2 separate regions of the Homo sapiens genome follow, and region 1 is linked to region 2. A link is a loop called in an ENCODE intact Hi-C map of the cell type or tissue named here. Cell type or tissue: HepG2. All regions are shown on one strand. Links, peaks and the distances in the headings refer to the core of each region. The heading gives the core; the rest is flanking DNA.

Region 1 (6,194 bases), core at 2,032-4,531, 120 kb after region 2:
GCCCAGCTAATTTTTTGTATTTTTGTAGAGATGGGGTTTCACCATGTTGCCCAGGCTGGTCTCGAACTCCTGAGCTCAACTGATCGACCTGCCTGGACCTCCCAAAATGTTGGGATTACAGTTGTGAGCCACTGGGCCTGGCCGGCAAACACATTTTCAAAGCAGGATCATGAAGTTGTCAAGAGATTATGAATTGTAAACGAGTTTTTTTGTTTGTTTGTTTGTTTTGGAGACAGTCTTGTTCTGTCACCTAGACTGGAGCACAGCGGTGCAATCGTGGCTCACTGCAACCTCTGCCTTCTGGGTTCAAGCGATTCTCATGCCTCAGCCTCCTGAGTAGCTAGGAATACAGGCATGCACCACCATGACCAGCTAACTTTTGTATTTTAGTAGAGACGGCCAGGCTAATCTCGAATTCCTGGCTGCAAGTCATCCACCCACCTCAGCCTCCCAAAGTGCTGGGATTACAGGCATGAGCCACCGCACCCAGCGTAAATGGCTTTTTAAAAATACTGTATATTAAAAAGAATGTTGAATGATTTCTAAAATTTCAGACATTCCAAATAAAATTTACAACAGGAAAAAAAAAACTCTCTATTTTTCTAGTTCAATTATCATAGCCATGTCGGTACTTTTAAAAGCTTTCATCCTTACACTGAAATACTAATGAGTAGATCCTGTTTATTTTCTGGGTGTACACTAATTCTTTTCAACCCATCTTCATATGATTTTCAGCATGAACGGAGGAAGCTGTGACCCTAGAAATTGAGCAGCAGCCTTAGGCTTGGTATATGTCATTTAATCACTTCTGCTAACTCCATTTATATGTTGTTATCTTTGACTGGGGCTGCAATAATCTGGTAACTCTAGCAAGACATACTTTAAATATTGCCTTCACATGATCAACCACCGGTTCCAATTTAACCCTGAGAATGGTCTTTACTGACAATGACAGTGTGGAACTACAATCTGGCTTTTTCAGAAAACTTCACCATGTACATGATTTAATCAATCCAAAATAGATTCCTGAAGTGTTCCTGCCCTTAAGAAAGATAAACAGATGTCCTATTTTTCAAACAGCCTCTATATAAAACCTAGTTATCTACATGAACCTATAAAACATGTCTGTTGGCATTACGAAGATGACGGGTTCTAGTTGTTCTGTGCTCCTGGGAACGACAAGACAGGACAGGTAGGCAGCGGCTGTGTGTCTATTTCTGGCAGGGTGAGGCATTCCTGTGCTATTCTCTTCTTTCCCCTCTCTATATATTCCTTATCCTCCAACCACTTTCTCCTCATCCACATTCCAGGACAAACTTTGCCCAAGGAGAAGCTCAATGGACTGTTGACCTCTTGTGAATGGAGATCATCTCATCTAATGTATTTTTCTCCACAAACAGAAGTAATTTAAATGACATCTTGGCAGAGTAGCCAATAATCAACAATGGCCACTTCTTCCACTCCCAAGTTGGTAAGTAAGACTTTATTTTATACGTTGAATTGGGCTCCCTGTATAATTAGATTCGGTCAACCCTTCACTAAATGACAGACCAGGAAAGTGAATGTTCCATGTACAGCAAGAAAACGGAAATCTTCAGGGAGAAAAGTCCATCTTCCCTCCTCCTCTTAAAATGTTCTCTTCACCTGTTCTCTCTTCTTACACCTCAGAAGAGATGCCACCCACCCTAGCTGCAAATAAAGATACTCTGATACCACAAAATCCTGCCTCTTCTACAGCTCCTCCCACTCCTGACACCTTGTGCAGAATCCATACACACACACAGGTTCTTCTCCTACTTAAAAAATAAGCTTGGCCAGACACGGTGGCTCATGCCTGTAATCCCAGTACTTTGGGAGGCTGAGGTGGGCAGATCATGAGGTCAAGAGATTGAGACCATCCTGGCCAACATGGTGAAACCCCGTCTCTACTAAAAATACAAAAATTAGCCGGGCGTGGTGGCATGCACCTGTAGTCCCAGCTACTCAGGAGGCTGAAGCAGGAGAATCGCTTGAACCCGGGAGGCGGAGCTTGCAGTGAGCCGAGATTGCGCCACTGCACTCCAGCCTGGGCGACAGAGCCAGACTCCGTCTCAAAAAAATAAAATAAAATAAAATAAAATAAACTTCATTCAAACCTTTGCTTCTTTCAAACAAACACTCTTATTCTTCTCTTTTTTTATACTGGCAAAGATCGCAAGAAAAGGAGTTTCACAGCACCGCCCTGGCTTCCTTAGAACTCCCTCTCCGCCAAACGCTGCTCCACAGAGATCCTGCAGGTCCACCCTGGCAGAACAGCCGTTCCCGCATCACAAGCTAATGTCAAACCAATGACCTTTTCTCAGTGCTCATCCTCCTTGATTTCATGACACCTTTGACACCACTCACTCCCCTCCCCAACACTCCTGATCCTTCATTCGGTCACAGAGTCCCCCAAAACAAAGAGGCAATCCACAGGTATGAAAAATGAATGACAACATTCTCCTGATTCTCTTCCATACTCTTTTATACTCTACACTGACTCACCTACAACTCTGGCATTACAAACTTGTCTTCCAACTCTTCCTCCACATGCATTTATTACCACCCTTAAAGATCTCATCTACTCTGCCTCAAATCATGAAGGATCAGTGCACCAAATCTGCAATTTCAGCTCTAACCTCTCTCAAACACCTCGTAACATTCCTCCTAAAATACCATCAAACCTAAGTTATACGATTGGCCTTCACTATATAAGAGTTCTGCATCCATGGATCCAACCAACCTCAGGTTGAGAACGTCTTTAAAATAAACAATAAAACAGTAAAAATATAAATAGTACCCCATTTTATATCAGGGACTTGAGCATTCTCAGATTTGGGTATAAAATCCCAAACCTCCCTTAGAGACCAAGGGACAACTATATAGACTTTTCACCCTTTCGCCATTGCAAAATAACAGCTCTTCCAGTTATTTTCCAATCTCACCACTTCCCAAATCAACCAAGTTTGCAAACTAACAAATCAAACAAAAAGGAAGGGGTTGGGAGAACATCAAATGTGGAACCTAGCTCCAGCTTTGTCACTAATCAACTGTGTGAATTCAAGGAACTTGCTTAATCCTTTCGACTCTATGTATTCGAGAAATTGAAGGATGGACTAAAATCTTTACAGCCTCCTGGCTCTCAAACCTTCATTTCTCAAAAGTTATCCAAACTTGACATTTCTTTCTCAATTTCTCAAAATGGTTCCCTTTGCATTTCTGCTGCTACCACCTAGTTAGAATGGGTATTTTGTTCATGCAGAGTATTCCTACAGTCTTTTGGTATTCCTGCTTTCTGCCCCCAATCCCAGTCAACCTATTCAAACTTCTTTGTGATATTATTCTTTAGCTTGAAAATATTCAGTATTTCCCCTTAGCCTGCTAAGTATATGATTCTTAACCTTGCATTAAAGACCTTTGATAATCTAACCTCTAACTAATTTCCTAATTTCCCAACACTACTTCTTATTTCAAAACAAAAAGGCATACTTCCCAGACTTGCAACAAGTTCAGTAACCAAGCTGTCTTGAGCCAATAACACCACCTAGTGGTGAAGGCTCTAAAGTAATGTAACATCTTGACCTCTTCCCTTCCGAAAGATAATGCAAACATTACTATTTTCTTTGTTTCCTGCCCTCCACTCCTCACATACAGCTTATTTGTTTTCACCTTTCTCTTCAACGTTTCTTTCTTTTTCTCTCTCCTTAACCTCTGCCTCATAAAAACAATCCTCCCTTTTTTAATAAGATTATTTAAGTCATAGTCAAGATTCTCTATGTTCTACCTAGACAAAAAAAAGAAGCCAATCCTTTTCCTAAGATAACATGGTACGGTGAGGTCTTCAGAATTTCTCTCCACTCATCACACCACAAGCCACACTATGCTTTCTATAACTTGCTTTGCACACATCATTTCCTCTGCTTGAATTGTTCCCCTCTGATTCACACTTCCCTCAGAACTCACATTATCCTAAATCCACCTGCCCCAGATCCCCCAGCTCACTGAGGTGCTGCTATGGACCACCTTGACCTGAATGGATCTCTTATCACACTGGTCTATAAGAGACTGTGTACTTGTCCTCTCCCTTATCAGACTACGAGCTGCTTGAGGGCAGGAAACACGATTTGTTCAGCACTAGATGTTGTGTCTGGCCCAATGTTTGACACAGAGGAGGTCCACTATTGTTGGATTGGTAAATGGACAGATGAATAAAGCGTTAAGAGTGAGAAATGTGAGGCAGGACTGTGTTGGGGAGGGGATATAGAGAGGGATAACATAGGAAAATAAAACATCCATCCTTCTCAAATTAACAGAAAATCCAGGCACAACCACGAGGCTGGTAACAACACTGCAGGTGGCTGCTCTGTAGAGGACTCATTTCCAATAGCTCAGAAAGAGGTCACCACCCACCTTACGCTGCCTCAAAATTGGCTATAGATAATGCCAGATCAGTGTCTGTGTTGCAGATTATCACAAAGCTCTAACCTTAATATTCTATGAAGGATACAGATTAAATCATGACTAATATTTCCTAAGCAGTGTATAGAAGCCTTTATTATTTTTACTTTATAGACTTATCTTCACATACATAATGAACCCTTGGAATTAAGCAAGAATTCAGGCAATGTATTTAAATCTGGGACTTACAGTAAAAGATGACTTAAAAAACTTAAAAGAGTGAAATATGCAGATTCCTCATCAGAATATATTTTTGAAATGAAAAGTTCCCCTCAGGTATGAGAAAATGGCAACTTCCTGATCTTAACTGATGTATATCACTCATTTCAAAAACTCTTCTCCAGTGTCTAAGGATAAATAAGCACTTGCAAACTGAACAATTAAGTGAGACCAAAAGATAGAGTTTGGCTTCAACTTCTACATAATTTGGTCAAAAGAACAATTATCTAGCGCAAATCCCACTCATAAAGATTAAACAGCACATCCAGCCTTACGGCTCCCTGCTATTAAATCAGGTCCTTTAGGCTACAAATTATGCCACTGAGACAGAATCTAATGCAATAATAATGTACTAATTTGATTTGGCTGATTGATTCTACGTAAAATCAGCCAAACTTGGGTGGAAAGCAAGCGGGTAAAGTGTTAAAACATAATCTCTAAGATCCTATCCACCTCTAACATTCAAAGAAACGACTGCTTCAAAGGGACCTCAAAGCAAAGTCTAAAGGCAATGGAAAGGTAGAGGATGATCAGGGGAATGAAAACAGAATTAGTTTGTGCATAATTTTTAAAGATTTTTCTTCTCTTCTTTTTCTTTTCTTTTTTTTCCCCAGGCTGAATTGCAATGGCACGATCTCGGCTTACCACAACCTCCGCCTCCCGGGTTGAAGCGATTCTCCTGCCTCAGCCTCCCAAGTAGCTGGGATTACAGGCATGCACCACCACACTCCGCTAATTTTGTATTTTTAGTAGAGACGGGGTTTCTCCATGTTGGTCAGGTTGGTCTCGGACCCCCGACCTCCGGTGATCCGCCCGCCTCGACCTCCCATAGGGCTGGGTTTACAGGCGTGAGGCACTACGCCCGGCCATAATTTTTAAACATTTTTCTGTTGGCACCTGTCCGGACCATGGATTTAAATGATCTACTAACATGATGAGAACCCAACGGGGATACTTCAAAAGAGACAAATGAATATACAGGTGGCCCGAAATGATTTTATAAAGTCCTCTAACAACCACACTTCTTTCCAGAGTGCCAAAGAATTTGGCTCATTTAAGGTGTTCATTTTTCAAAAAATGGTTATACAAATGCAAACTTCATTCAAATCAAACCTTACCTTGAGCTTGTTAAATGCCATGTTTAGCATCACTCAAGGCTTATACCAATTGTTGTTTTAAAAAATTACATAGTGCTTTAAGTATTTTTACATCTTAAATACAAAGGAATAATTCTAACTGTGGAATCAGAGCTGTCTTCCTAAGACAAAAAGACAAAGACAAATATCACAATTAACTATTAACTGGAGAAACACCTTTTCAAACGTCCCTGTAACAACTGGATGTGTTGGACAGCATAACCAAACTCATTAAGAATAGTGTGAAAAACATCACCATTACCTAGTTCTCACACACAGATACCTTCTTAAACTATCGAAACCTGTATCTGAATATACGAAGCATTAAGAATCTGCTTTTGAAAAGGAAATGAATATCTGAAG
Region 2 (6,194 bases), core at 1,810-4,309:
AAGCATATTTTTTAAAGTATGACTCCCCTGCACCCCTTGAGACTGATTTAGGGTTTTATTTAAGATGATAACATTTTACTATCCAATTCTGTGGGAAAACGTCTATTTGCTTAATGAAAAGCCCAGCATGACTGGCTCTCTGTTTGGAAAGAATAAATTTGACGACTGCATCACAGAGAAATGAATTCTAAAGTAATGAAAGATTAAATATAAAAATGTTCAGTATAAAATTATTAGAAGAAAATTTCAGAAAATAGTTATACATAGCCTCAAGGTGATTTAAGAAACCTTCTCAAGCAAAATAAAACAATCCCCATTCCCCAAAGAAGATGCAAATGTCATCAATCTCCACAGATGGCAACTGTTACATAAAATTATGTAGAACTGACTAAATAACAATTGAATTTCAAAATGACAAGAGGCATACTTAACAAATCAAAAGATAACATCAATATAAATGATATAAAGACAGAGGTAACTGCAACACTGTGAATGTTAATACTCCTAATACACAAGTAACTCTACACATTGATACTAAGAAACAAATAACCCAGACCATCAAACAACATGAACAGGTAGAGGCCACAGCAGAGGCAATACTGATAGGAAATGAACAAATGAGATGAAAACTTTTAAAGTAGCCAGAGAAATGCAAATTAAAATAATAATTAGATATCACTTCACACCCATAAAATAGATGGTGGGGAATTTGTTTTATAATCGAAAATGTTCAATGATGTCAAAAGAATGGAGAGTGAAACCTTCATACATAACTGGGAGAAATAAAAATTAATACGACTTTTTGGAAAACTAATATAGTGATACAAAAAAATTTAAAATGTCATTGATGTTTGAGATAGCAAATTCTAGTTTTATAATCTATACACCGTATAGAAATGAACGCATCAGTATGTAAAGATACATGTATAAAGATTTCTTTATCTGAAAGAAAGAGAACAACTCGAATCTTTACACATAAGAACAATGTTGAATAAGTACAGCCATGCTAGAAAATATTATCCAGCTATCAAAAAGAATCAGGTTTAAAGGTACTGGCTCGGAACCATACGAAAGGTGCTCTTTACCATACTGCTAAGTGGAGGGAAAAGGCAACAGGGAGAGAACTGTGTGAGATATGATCACTCTTGAATTTCCAGGAAAATTAAACTGCTACATAATGGCACTGCGTTGTTAGCTGTATGTCTATATAATCATTGAAGACACAGGAGGAGGGACACCAACTATGAACCAAGGGGTGTGCTGTAACAAGAGGAAGCAAAACTTACTACTGTCATTCTTTATTCATCTCCACATCTGTCTTCTTACAATAAACATACTTTGCAATATTTTTAGACTCCAATAAAGAAGAAAATGGTAAGAAACAATGAAACCGATTTTTAAAAATAAAAGTATACCCAACCATTCAACTCTCACCTGGGCACTGACCAAACCTGCCGCTGGGACAGACACAGGTGTGTTTCTCCTCCCAGGGATCAGACACACATTCGGATCCCTCAGGGCACGGATCATCTTCACAGCCATGGTGGACAGGTGGGCACCTTCCCTCTTCATTCAAAGAGGGGAGAAAGGGAAAAGATAATTAACAGACATTTCAAGAACATCACCTTTCATGTATAGCCATCAAAGGCTTCAAAGGCCGTCTGAAACCATCTGTGACACCGACTTTCATACACTCATGTGCAGTACCTTTGCAGAGACACACCGCTGCCCTGTGGTGGCGGGGAGTCACAAAACTCAGTCTGGCTGTGCTGTGTGTTGACATCACACTTTCATCCACAGACACCTTTTCATCGCAGAACTTCCAGGGGCAGTCCAGTCCCGCGCAGAGTTTCTGGAATACATTCAGTATCCTAACTCCAATGATTTCCTCAATGTCAGTCACGGAAGAGTTAATCTTGTGCAGAAGTTGTTTTGTTGAGATCTGAGCACTACCTGGTTTCTCTACAAAAAGTAAGACGTCCAGATGTGGGTGAGGTTCAGAGGACTGCAAACTAACAATCTGTATGTCGTTCCTCCTCACACCCAGGATGTTCCGTAAAGCTCGCTGGAAGTTGCGCCAGTAGTCACCAACGAATTCTTCCGGAGTGAGGTTGGCAAAGCGGATCGCGATGGTGTGGTTCAACATCTCCTGTGTGACTTGTCTGATATGCACTGTGATGTCGGCCACCGTCGTGAACTTCCCATCTGTTACGCTGACATTGAGAAGGTATTGCCCTATGTCTAGCTTTTTGTGTGCTATCAGCTTGCCCCCTGTGCTGGAAACAGAGAACAGGTTGTCCATCTGAGGGTCGAGACTGTAGGTTAGAGTATCATACACGTCCTGGTCTGTGGCATGGATCTTCCCAATGACGCCACCTGAGTATTCTTCTCCAGAAGAGGTGATGAAAATCTCCAGGGGCAAAATCGCAGGCGGATAGATGCTCTCCTCAATTACCCTAATGTCAATGTATGTCAAAGATGACAACTGAGGCTTTCCATTATCTGCCACCTACAAGAAAAGAAAAATAAAATCACCTTTGTCTATGGCACTGTTTATAACTTCTTCAATAAAAACATTTGTATTACTCAAGTTCCCAAAAAATTACTAACTGGTAGATACTCATTTCTCCACACAAGAAACGTATCAAAGAAAAGGACAAATTTCTTTATAGCACTTCACTAATTCACACTGAAACCCAGCTCTGTCAATGACTATGACAGAATCAACAATGAGCTCCTTCAAACACAGCGGGATAAAAATGGAAGGTATGGCAAAAAACAAAGACAGCAATTCTATGAAAGTTTGTTTTTGTATGAAATGTAAGCTGTTCAAATAGAAGAGGGGAACCACGCCAAGCAGCTCTTCTCTATGAATCCACAACCAAACCACAAAGAAAGCCATTCATACCTTCACCTGCAGTAAGTAATGATCTTTCTCCTTCCTCTTGATGGCAGATGATGTCAGGAGGACTCCTTGCGGGTTAACTTCAAAAGCCTTCTCATCATTTCCAGTTACAATAGTAAAGAAGAAGGGTGGACCGTTATGGGAAGAATCCTCATCTGTTACTACCAGCTGCAGCACGCTGAAGCCCACTGGCTTATTTTCCTGCACAAGATTAGAAACAAAATTAAACAAAAATCCTGGAACACAGCCAAATCTATATGGGACAGACACATGAGTTTTCTATAATATAAAATACATACAAAACAAAGCCTTTCTGCTCTATCTGAAAGGAAGAGAAGAAAGGTGGAGACGGGAGTGTGGTGGTGAGGAGGAGGGAAAGGAGAAGGGGTGTAGCGAAAAGGGAAGAAAAAGGAGGATGAAGGAAACATGGTAAGAAAGGGAGTGTGAGGAGGAAGAGGGAGGAGGGGAAGCAGACACGAGGAGGAGTGGGGGACAGGAGGAAGAGCAGAGAGGAGGAGGAGTGTAGGAGAAGAAGAGGACTGGAGGAGAAAAGGAAGAGACGAGGCCAGGCGCGGTGGCTCACGCCTGTCATCCCAGCACTTTGGGAGGCTGAGGCGGGCGGATCACCTGAGGTCAGGAGTTCGAGACCAGCCTGGCCAACGTGGTGAAACCCCGTCTCTACTAAAAATACAAAAATTAGCCGGGCGTGGTGGTGGGTGCCTGTAATCTCAGCACTTGGGGCTGAGGCAGGAGAACTGTTTGAAGCCAGGAGGTGGAGGGTGCAGTGAGCTGAGATCGTGCCATTGCACTCTAGCCTGGGCAATGAGTGTAACTCCATCTCAGAAAAAAAAAAAAAAAAAAAGAGGAAGAGAGGAAGGAAGAGGAGGAGTGGGGAGGAGAAAGAGAAGAGGTTGACAAGAGGAGGAAAAGTGAGAAGGGGGAGGAGGAGGGGTAGTGAGGAGGAGGGGTGATGAGGAGGAGTGGCGACGAGGTGGAGGGAGGAGGAGAAAGAGTGGAGACAGTGAAATGGGGAGGAAGTGGAGTAGGGAGGAGGTTGGGGGAGGAGGTGGAGTGGGGAAGAGGCAGAGTGGGGAGGAGGAAGAGGAGGAGTGGAGAAGAGGTGGAGGGAAGAGGAGGAGTGGGGAGGGGAGTGGGGAGGAGGAAGAGAAGGAGGAGGAATGGAGAAGAGGTGGAGGGAGGGGGGAGGAATGGGAGGGAGGAGTGGGGAGGAGGGAAGAGTGGGGAGGAGGAAGAGAAGGAGGAGGAATGGAATGGAGAAGAGGTGGAGGGAGGAGGAGTAGGGAGGAAGAAGAGTGGGGTGAAGAAAGTGGAGTAGAAGATGGAGCGAGAAGGAAGGATTGGGGGCTAGAAGAAGAGCAAGAGGGAAGAGGAAGGTCAAGGGGGGAGGAGAGGGCAGAGGAAAAGCACCAGTGGCAGCAGGTCTGATTAAGCAATAAGCTCTTAGGAATCCTAGAACAGTGAGAATATCTCAAAAATCAAAGCACGGAAAGGAAAGAGATAAAAGCTTGGCTTTATCTTTAAAATGCTCATCTTTTAATACTGATAGCGACTTCTTGAATTCTACGTTTCCCATTTTTCTAGAAAGAAACCTTTGGATAAGAAAGAAAAGCAACAGAGGCCAATGGAAAAGCTCATTTCAAAGAACCCCAGGACCACCTTGGCACTCGAAGCCCACCTGGATAATGACACTGTAGTTTCCCCTGGAGAAGACGGGCGCGTTGTCATTGACATCGGACACATCGATGTTCACGGTCGTCGTGTTGACTCTGGGTGGACTGCCATTATCAGAAGCTTGAACCGTGAGCGTGTAACCTGAAATCTTTTCAGGCAAAAGACAGAATGCACGTTCATTTTCACAAGGCCGACAGAGCTCCAATGAGGAGTGTCCTCCTGAGAGTCCTGACGGGCAGGTCCCAGTGAGCTACCACTATCTGTTGCATCCTGCCTGTGAGCGATGCCCTAATCTCCTACAAACGAGTGCATGCAAGTAATACACATTTCCCAACAGCAAGAATTACCAATAATGATTAGATTCTCTGATGCCTCTTAAATATGTACTTGTTTTGTAAAAGTCTTTTATCTTGCAGTTCTATTAACAGAAACTAAGACATAAAAGTAATACAAATGATTAGGACAAGAAGTTAACATATCTCAAATGCTGTTGCTTCGGTAAGATGGGAGCAGCCTTCCTTAGGGCCCCAAGTTTGCTCTCAGTGGAAGTAGACAGACATGAGCTGCCTCCCGCACCTTAGCGCTGACTCATTTCCAATGCCTCAGGACACTCCAGATCACCCTCCCCCTCAATTTCACACTCGGATTATACTCAGCTGTCTAAATCCCTCAGGATTAGCTTGTCAGGACCTCCCACAAAAGAAAGAAAGTCAAGTGAGATAGCTTCTTTTTCAGGGCAGTTCCCTATAAAGCTCTGTCTTCTAGAATGAGTTGTGGGAGAAGCCAGAAAGCTGGCTAGATCCCAGAGTATGTTCTACAGAACGTTAGTCCTGCAAGACGCTCCAATGAAAAAGAATTCTGCTGGCGCATTAGCTTGGGAAATACCACAGGCTAGCTCCTTTGGTATCTCACAATGGACAGAAGTGTATTAAAGGATCTGGGTTCTTTAGTCAAAGATACTAAATTTATTCTGCCCCACAGTGGGGGCAATCCTAAGCATGCTTCCCAAATCCTTAGAAAGTCCCTTCTCAACATTCACACATCAAAGGAGAAATTAAAGAATTTAATGAGGTATCTCATCACTATCTCCCCCCAAATTCCTTTAATCTTAGATACACCCATTATTCTTCTGAAATTTCATTCTTAATCATCACCAGTGTCCTTCTCATTCCCAAATCGAAGGCTTCTTTTGGTTCTCCTTCACAGGCCTACCTCTCTGAGGTAGTTCCTGCTCAGCTTCCCTTCCTGGACATAAGTCTGCACAGATGAGTGAATGGATGGATGAATGGATGGATGCATAGATGGGTGGATGGGTAACTGGATAGATAGGTGGATGGATAAATGGGTGAATGAATAACTGTATAGATGGGTGAATGAATGGGTAAGTGGATACATGGGTGGGTGGGTGGGTGAGCAAATGGGTAACCACATAGATGGGTAGATGGATAACTAGATGGACAGGTGGGTAGGTGGATGGATGGATAACTGGATAGATGGGTGGTGGGTGGATGGACACATGACTGGATAGATGGATGGGTGGGGTGGATGGATGGGTAAGTGAATAGATATGTAGATGGGTGAGTGAATAGATAACTAG

Evidence for each region. Peaks named below come from ENCODE experiments on the same cell type or tissue, not always from the same donor. Only the 100,000 strongest peaks of a DNase experiment are listed, where the experiment ranks them.
Region 1: a loop joins it to region 2, with 5 times the contacts of the local background. A loop is called at or near these places in 1 of 110 quality-filtered maps.

The regions. Positions count from the first base shown.
Region 1 is chr4:186,716,575-186,722,768 of GRCh38, forward strand. The region is part of intron 1 of FAT1 (FAT atypical cadherin 1); the gene reads right to left. Among named protein-coding and RNA genes, the nearest start is that of FAT1, 4.2 kb to the right of the region's middle. In HepG2, for the core only: a CTCF peak has its summit at 3,558 (motif pointing left); a DNase peak (open chromatin) is centred at 3,561.
Region 2 is chr4:186,601,469-186,607,662 of GRCh38, forward strand. FAT1 (FAT atypical cadherin 1) reads right to left here. Exons shown (of 27, transcript NM_005245.4): 17 at 4,602-4,745; 18 at 2,909-3,106; 19 at 1,708-2,509; 20 at 1,435-1,566. Among named protein-coding and RNA genes, the nearest start is that of MTNR1A, 49 kb to the left of the region's middle. RefSeq lists an enhancer at 1,647-2,846. In HepG2, for the core only: no CTCF peak of the experiment used is centred there; a DNase peak (open chromatin) is centred at 2,863.